2 separate regions of the Homo sapiens genome follow, and region 1 is linked to region 2. A link is an interaction called in ENCODE POLR2A ChIA-PET data of the cell type or tissue named here. Cell type or tissue: Caco-2. All regions are shown on one strand.

Region 1 (4,000 bases), 80 kb before region 2:
CCCACACAAATGCCTAAAATACAGAGTACTGACAGAAAAAGATGATAACTAGTTCTGATAAAGTATACTTTCTATATAAATTAAAACATAAAACATATCACTGAAATAAAGTAAAACTATAATCTAAAACTTTTTAAACAATCCATTTTAATCATCTAAATTATTTACAATACAATAACATGGATTCATCCTTTTTAAGACATGGGATTGTAAAAATCAACAAGTGAATGATGCTTCAAATAATACATTTAAATACATTAATCAAATTTTTTCAGTGCTTAAAACTTTTTCTCCATGGGACAGCAGGCTCTGGACAAAAGTGCCTAGCATACAAGTTTTCCCAATTTCCTTCTATCATACCAGCTGCACATAAAAAGGTTCATCACCTCCTGTCTCCAAAGTGTCTCCCTACTGAGTGTTCCCAGGCAGACAATAGTTCCTGGGATAGTGCTGTTTGGTAACAGAAAAGCCCAAGCGTAGAGGACGGATTAAAAGGCAGGGACCAGACCACCATGGATACAAATCCCAAGACAGAGGATGCCCCATGCCTTCCCCATGAAGCTTATCTGTCTGCCTGTGTCTCCATGATTGCAGGCATAGAGCTACTTGGGACCTCCAGGATGATTTACTTAGCGATATGCTTTTTACATTCTAAGAATCAAAATGGTCCTGTAATTCCCAATAGAGAAAATAGAGCCAATTCATTGTTCTCCCCTCTCCCCTCTGAAGCCAGTTTTTAAAGATGAGCCTTACCCAGAAAATAAGCCCCAAAGAACTCTCATCTAAATGATCAGACCCTTCCTAAATTACCTTTGGCAACCTAGGTAATTCTTTTTTATTACACACCTCCAACCTGACCCTTTCTACAGTTTCAACTATAAATGTTCATGCCCCTCGTCAAATAACGTTGCTAGGATGAATTTGCCACAGGTTTGAGTACAGAGAGAACAAGCAAGAAAAATGTCAGTGTTTATTTTAAGGAGAGTGGCCAGGATGTCAGTCCTCATAATTGGTCCCTTCTCTCTCTCTATCCTCCAAGGTAAGTTCTTTGTTGACTTGATAAGCTTTAGTCCTTCTGTACAACTTCTAGAAGATGCACTTAATGGTGCTTCTTTGCACTTCCAGAACTCACCTTCTATTCTACCTGTAAGGCTGTAGGGGAGCATCCCAATCAACATAAGGCCTACCCCTTTAGCCACGAAAATCAGCCAGGCATCATGTTTCTGCACCACCACCTGCCTTCCTGACGGACACTGGTGCTGATGACAAAAATGGGACAGTACCGCAGCTGGTTTCTCTTTTTCGAGTGTGTAGATAACAAATAAAAAACATTTTCATTCCCTCACAAGCTTAATCTAGTAATATAACTGCCTAAAAAAAATCAAACCATAAATAAACCTATGTGCTAAACAAATCACATGACTTGATGACTTCTCTAAAATTAATGTCAAGGAAAAAAGGAAAAGTTGATCCCAAGTAAAATCCCTTGACCACAGCTGTCTGAAATTAGCCAGGGGAATGGGAGACACCACCAAGAACCTCAGCTCTTTCCTGCCCTGTATTTCAAGGGGAGTGTTGTGGCCTTCACAAATGAAAATTATGAATCACAAAGATAAACGTCCTCACTTCTAACCTGGTGAATCCTCAGGAATGTCATGAGGATGACAACACAGGGTTAATTCATTTTTTCTCAGTCTCCCCCCTGACTCCACAAAAGCTTTGCCTTCCCAACACAAGGGGCTGGGAGGTCCAGTCTAGACAGAGCATGCTGTTGGGGTAAACAGTAACCATGTGATCCCATGATTCCCAGAGCTCTGAGCACAAAGCTTTTCATCCCAGTGGCAACTGGAATGTGGGTAATTCTGTAAACTCATGGCCACACCTTTAATGCTTGGGGACAGTGGGTGGAGTCAGCCAGAGCTCTTTTCCAACTTCATCTAGGGTCTTCTCTCTGGAAAAGCTTAGTGACGTTCTCCGAAGGTTTATTTGGTTAAGGAGTATTGCTAAAACACTTTTTAAAAATCCACTTTGAACACATGTGTAAGCTGAAAAGAAAATGACATATATACCTCCATTGAAGCTGGGAAAGTGAAAAGGCTGATGAAATGTCTGAAATCCTGAGCCTTTCCTGGTTCTATTTTAATACAGCGTACAGGTAACAGATGATCTCATTTACCTTCTGAATGACCCAGCACTCAATTTCCCTAAAACTGCTCAGCTCCACTTGGAAATCACCAGGGGACTTGAGAATCTTCCCCTTAGACTCAGGGAGACACCCAGACCAGGAAGAAGGGCACTGATGTTTTCAGGGACCCAAAAGCCCACTTTTTTTTTTTTTTTTTTTTTTAGCAGCCTTTCCTGCTCCCACTTTAAAGATCCCTGATGGGCCATGCACCTCCAAGATGGGCAGGGGAGCTACACCCATTGTTACAAATAGGAGGCATCAGACTCTGTATTTAAAAACAGAACTGTGCAATGAGAATGCTTTAATCATCACCCACACAGACGAGCGGAAGCTACAGACAGAGAACCACTACGGATGGTGCCTGGAACAGAGGTGAGAATGGCCCAAAACTCTGCCTCCGGGAAAGGTGCCAAGTTTACAGGACTTATCGTGGTGCCCTCACCAGACCCCTCCTCCTCCTCCTCCTCCTCCTCCTCCTCCGTGGCCGCTGGCGGCTCCTGCATCTCCTCTGGGGAAGCCTGAGGCCGGCTCGGGTAACTTCTGCTGCCTGAGACAGTCACACGTGCTTGGGACCTCTCACCTGAGGTCTCTGGGTGCTGAACTGGAGTGGAGGTAGCTAGGCGTGGGAGAGAAATGTGGTCACCTGTGTCATCTTCTTCAAAGTCGTTAAGGCAGTACACTTCGTCCAGGTCAACATCCAGCGTCCGGAAGCCCTTGGTGACCACACCGGGCCGGGGGTCCAGGATGCCCCCAAGGTGAGGTTGGGCCAACTGCTGCCAGTGGTGAAGTGTGGCGGAACCTTGCAGGAGAAAGGGAAGGGAAGAAGGGGGACAAGGAGAAGAGAGGGTTAGGATGGAAGTCCAAGACAATGGCTGTTTACCACCCTCAAAGTGCTTAGCGTGAACCCCAGCAGGGTCTGGGCCTCCAGGTGGACTGCAGCGGGAACTTCAGTGGAGCCGCCTTAGCCCTTCCTGCCATGAAACAGAAGCCAAACCCTACCATGCTCAGAAGGAATAGCAAGTTAAGAAATCAACCATTTTTTTTTTAAAGTAAAATCCACACCATAGTATGTGCAAAAGAGGTTTGGGGCAAGGTCTTTATTTTAATCAACTGATGTCAACCCCAGAACTCAACATCTTCTCATTTTACAAAATGGAAGGGGGAAAATGGCAAGATAAGCACAAAAGCGGGGCCACATGTACGTATTCTATGCCAAATACACACTCCTGGGAACACGGAAGACATAAGCTCAGGCAGAATAAGATCATGTCAAACCAAGCCCACGACCAACAGCAAGAGAAAAGCAAAAAGAAATGAAAGCAGTACACAGAGATGTGTGGCAGATGTGGCCATCACCTCCTTTACTTAGGTTTTCTGTATTTTGCCAGCAACTTTGAGAGGCTGCCGGGTTAGGGAGAAGGAATTGGGTTAAAGAGGTGTGATTTAAGAACATAGTAAGTCCACACAGAGGTCTAAAGCAGGGGAGCCCATCTTCTCGATGACACCAAACCCCAGGACTCACATGACATCATGCAAGGTCTGTAATAACACTGGAGTGTGTCCCTGAAGACCTCAAGGTGTCACAAGTGTTCTACAAAGAGAAGTGTTCCTAGGCCAAGCATGCTCAGGAAACTTGAGTTAAGTGTTTTTACTGAGGGGCATCACAGAACCTTTAGTATGCTACGGTGTTCTTGCCAACTTACTTGACAGAGCAACCCATTTTACCCTTGGAACACTTATTAACACCTCACATGACACCATGCTAGTGCATGGCCCGTGAGGCTGGCAGGGCTAGCCCCATTCTACAGATTAAGA
Region 2 (4,000 bases):
GGGGGAACAATCCACTTTCCGCAATGGATGAGTTAATAATCTCAGTATGTGGGTACATGAGGCTGAGGGAGGAAGGGAAGGTCAGGGTGGGCATACATTTGGCAGTCACCAACATGTGGCTGGTATTACAGCCTTGGGAGAGAGGATATAGACAGAAGCAGGCTGGGCACGCCAACATTTAGAGGAGTACATCACAGTCACCTGAGGATCAATTAGAATGACTATGCCTGACGGTGGGGCCTGGGGAGGATATATAGTCAGGCCTCTGTATCCACCACGGATCAAAAATATTCAGGGGGAAAAAAACAATATAAAATAACAATACAAAATTTTAGGCTGGACATGGTGGCTCACTCCTATAATCCTAGCACTTTGTGAGGCTGAGGTGGGAGGAATGCTTGAGCCAAGGAGTTTGAGACCAGCCTGGGCAACATGGTGAAAACCCTGTCTCTACAAAAAAATATGAAAGTTAGCGAGGCATGGTGGCATGTGCCTGTAGTCCCAACTACTGGGGGGCTGAGGTGGGAGGATGGCTTGAGTCTGGGAGGTTGAGAATGCAGTGAGCCAAGATGGCACCAAGGCACTCACTCCATCCCGGGTGACAGGAGAAGACTGACTCAAAAAAAAAAAATACACCAAACAAAAAAAAAAAAACAAAAAACATAGCATTTACAAGTAATACAAGTAATCTAGACTTAGAGTATATGGAAAGATGTGTACAGGTTAAATGCAAATACTATGCCATTTCATATCAGGGACTTGAGCATCCATGGATTTTGGTATCTGCAGGGGACTGGTTCCAGGGCTGGTTTTTTCCTTTTTCTTTTTTTGAGGCAGAGTCTCGCTCTGTTGCCCAGGCTGGAGTGCAGTGGCACGATCTTGGCTCACTGCAACGTCCACCTCCTAGGCTCAAGCAATCCTACCACCTCAGCCTCCTGAGTAGCTGGGACTACAAGGTGCATACCATCACACCCAGCTTTTTTTTTTTTTTTTTTTAATTTTTTGTAGAGATGGGGTTTCATCATGTTGCCCAGGCTGGTCTCGAACTTCTGGGCTCATATGATCTGCCTGCCTTGGCCTCCTAAAGTGATGGGATTACAGGCGTGAGCCACCACGCCTGGCCAAGGATTGTATTTTTTTTTTAAATTTTATTTATTTTTATTTGTTTGTTGTTCATTTTTGAGATGGAGTCTCACTCTGTCACCCAGGCTGGAGTGCAGTGGCACAATCTCGGCTCACTGCAACCTCTGCCTCCCGGGTTCAAGAGATTCTCCTGTCTCAGCCTCCCAAGTTAGCTGGGATTACAGGTGCACGCCACCATGCCTGGCTAATTTTTGTATTTTTAGTAGAGATGGAGTTTCGCCATGTTAGCCAGGCTGGTCTCAAACTCCTGATCTCAGGTGATCCACCCACCTCAGCCTACCAAAGTGCTGGGATTACAGGCATGAGCCACAGCGCCTGGCAGACTATATTTTTTAAAGCTCTAGGTGCATCAGGGTTGACAGCCACTGATTTGGAAGCTCAGAGGAAGAGGAAAAAGAAAGAACTGGTGAAAGAGGCTGGAAAGACTGTCCAGAGAGACAAAAGGGAACTCTGGGGGCAAGTGAGGCACTGGGAGCCAAGCCAGGAGAGTGACCAGAAGGGAGCGACCACTGTGTCGGCCCTGCTCAAGGGTCAAACAGGATGAGGGGAGACAGGAGCCTCCAGGTACAGTGGTGGAGGTAGAGGGATTCCAGTTAAACTCCATGCCAGATACTCCGGGTCCTCATGCCTTATCTTGAGCAAATTCCCACTCTCCTGGGATGAGCCCTGCATGAGTAAAAAACATGAGGTTCGTTGCCCCATAAAACCAACCGTATAAACGCTTGCTATGTCTGTGACCGTGTGGACACAAGTGAATGAGCAAAGGTGAAAATGGGGGTATAATAATATTACTGTAGGTTCTACTTTATGGACACAACTCTAGAGTGGTGAGGAGACCTGCACACAATTCCTGGCCCCACATACCCTGGCTGTGCAAGGCTTAGCAAGTCAATGCACCCCGCACCTCAGGGGCCCCATGTGAACAATGATGGTTGGACTAGATTAAAGGTCTTTGTTGTTGTTGTTTACTTTTAAGTTCAATTTTTAAAAGTTAAAATGGCAAGGGGAGCTGGTTTAATATGCAGGTTCCCAGACCCCCCTCCCTCCTCCCACATAAGCAAAGTAAGCAACTCAGGGTAGGATGGCACCGAAGGCCTCAAGAGCTGCCTGCATTGGTCCAACCCAGTGCAAAGTCCTTGGGTTAGGTCACGGAAAAAAATAAATAGTCCAGGAGATGTTTTTATCTCCTTAGTCAGAAAACCTGAGCTGAAATGCAAACAAGTCCTCAAAGGATCAGAGGTAAATACCAGTCACTCAGTAAATACTGTTGGCTAATTCCTTAATATTACTTTACAGTAAAAGCAAACGATGGAACAATATTTTGAAACTCTTATTTGCTTCATAACCTTCTCTTCTTAGGAAAAAGCTGCTCCAGGTAAACTCAGGGAGGGTGGTCTGCAGATCATATGCAGGTGAGATATGGATTTTTTTTTTTTTCCCTCAATCAATGCTCCTTAACCAAAAAGTTACATAGAACAGCCCCTGGAAGAAGGGACCAAAAAGAGTTGCATAGCCACCTAAAGACCAATGCAGCAGCTTTCATGTCTGCTGTCTGCTGCGTGTTATGTGACTACAAAAGTCTATAGCACACACTGTCATTTCCACCAGGGATTAGGGAAGTGTGACCTACAAGCCACAGGATGGAGGTGAAAATCACAGGGAAAAAAGAAACCTCATCTTCAAATTAAGCTGTATCAAGCTAAGTGTCACTTGGGACAATGCCCTGAGCCATGAAAAAAAATGAATTTTGAATATGTTAGACATATATTTTATTTATTTATAAATAAATAAGCTACTGACAGATTTTGAAACTAAGGTTTTGATGGGGTTTTTGCTTTTTTTGTATTTCACCAGATGAATTTCATTCTTAAACAAGAAGTTTTCTTGTCCCCTTTGTAGCTAATCTGAGATACTGGGTAAGAGATGGAGTCAGACCAGACAAACTAGGTCTGACTCACCTTGCTAGGTATGTGACTTTTCCCTAACTTCCCTGAGCCTCGCCATCCTCATGTGCAGAATGCAAGAGTATTAAATTCAGGCCACTCTGAGGATTACCCAGCACACTGCAAGTACCGTACGTTGACTATGCTTTCTCCCAAATGTCCCATCGTTGTGGGTATATTTGTTTTGTGGGTCATTTTAATTTTCTGTGTTTCTCAGACTCAGGAGTTACAAGTCCACCTGACTGGGAGAAGCACTAAAACTTCTCTGAAAAGGTCATTGTACCACCTGGCAAAGGTGGATGCCCAAAGCTTTCTCGCCTCTTCTTAGGAAGTCAAGTGAGGGCCAAATTTAAAAGGTAAAGCCGCGTTTCTCCACTCAGGGGGAGGATGTGCAGGAAGGGGCTGTGTCTGCTCTGATCTGCATAGCAATGTGTAGCTGGCCCTCTTCTCTAGGATTTCTCACGTAGGGGAGCGTATCAGAACCCCAGCGCTCCTTATCCCCATGCCCGCCCACAACCGAGAACCTCTGCCCTAATCGATGCAGGCTACCTTGTCTTCTCACACGCCTCAAAACTGATACAACATACTGGTGAGTCACAGCATCTCCAGGGTTACACACGTGTAAACAAACACACGAAACCCAAAAAGGATACCATGCACACAGCAGGACTCTGAACCTGTGCCTTCTGGTGACGCTCTGCCAGTTTGGCAAGGCTCACAGACCCTTTCCTCAGGAGAAAGCTTTGAAGACGTAAAATACAAAGGACTGAAAAGGAAAACAATTCCATCTAAAACTTGAAAAACTCTGGGATATTAACAACGACAAAAAAAGGCTGTGATATCTGATAAGTGCTTCTTTATTAAAGAATAAAAGAAATAAAAGATCTAAATAAATAAGACAGAATTCCAGTGTA

What was found. Peaks named below come from ENCODE experiments on the same cell type or tissue, not always from the same donor. Only the 100,000 strongest peaks of a DNase experiment are listed, where the experiment ranks them.
Region 1: POLR2A ChIA-PET joins it to region 2 with 5 read pairs; 3 of 35 experiments call an interaction of 5 or more read pairs at or near these places.

Annotation. Positions count from the first base shown.
Region 1 is chr3:42,208,751-42,212,750 of GRCh38, reverse strand. It overlaps TRAK1 (trafficking kinesin protein 1), which reads right to left. Exons shown (of 16, transcript NM_001042646.3): 14 at 2,766-2,984. Among named protein-coding and RNA genes, the nearest start is that of CCK, 55 kb to the left of the region's middle. In Caco-2, no CTCF peak of the experiment used is centred here; a DNase peak (open chromatin) is centred at 1,853.
Region 2 is chr3:42,128,899-42,132,898 of GRCh38, reverse strand. All of the region lies in intron 2 of TRAK1 (trafficking kinesin protein 1), which reads right to left. Among named protein-coding and RNA genes, the nearest start is that of TRAK1, 40 kb to the right of the region's middle. In Caco-2, no CTCF peak of the experiment used is centred here; DNase peaks (open chromatin) are centred at 1,908, 2,228, 2,698 and 3,128.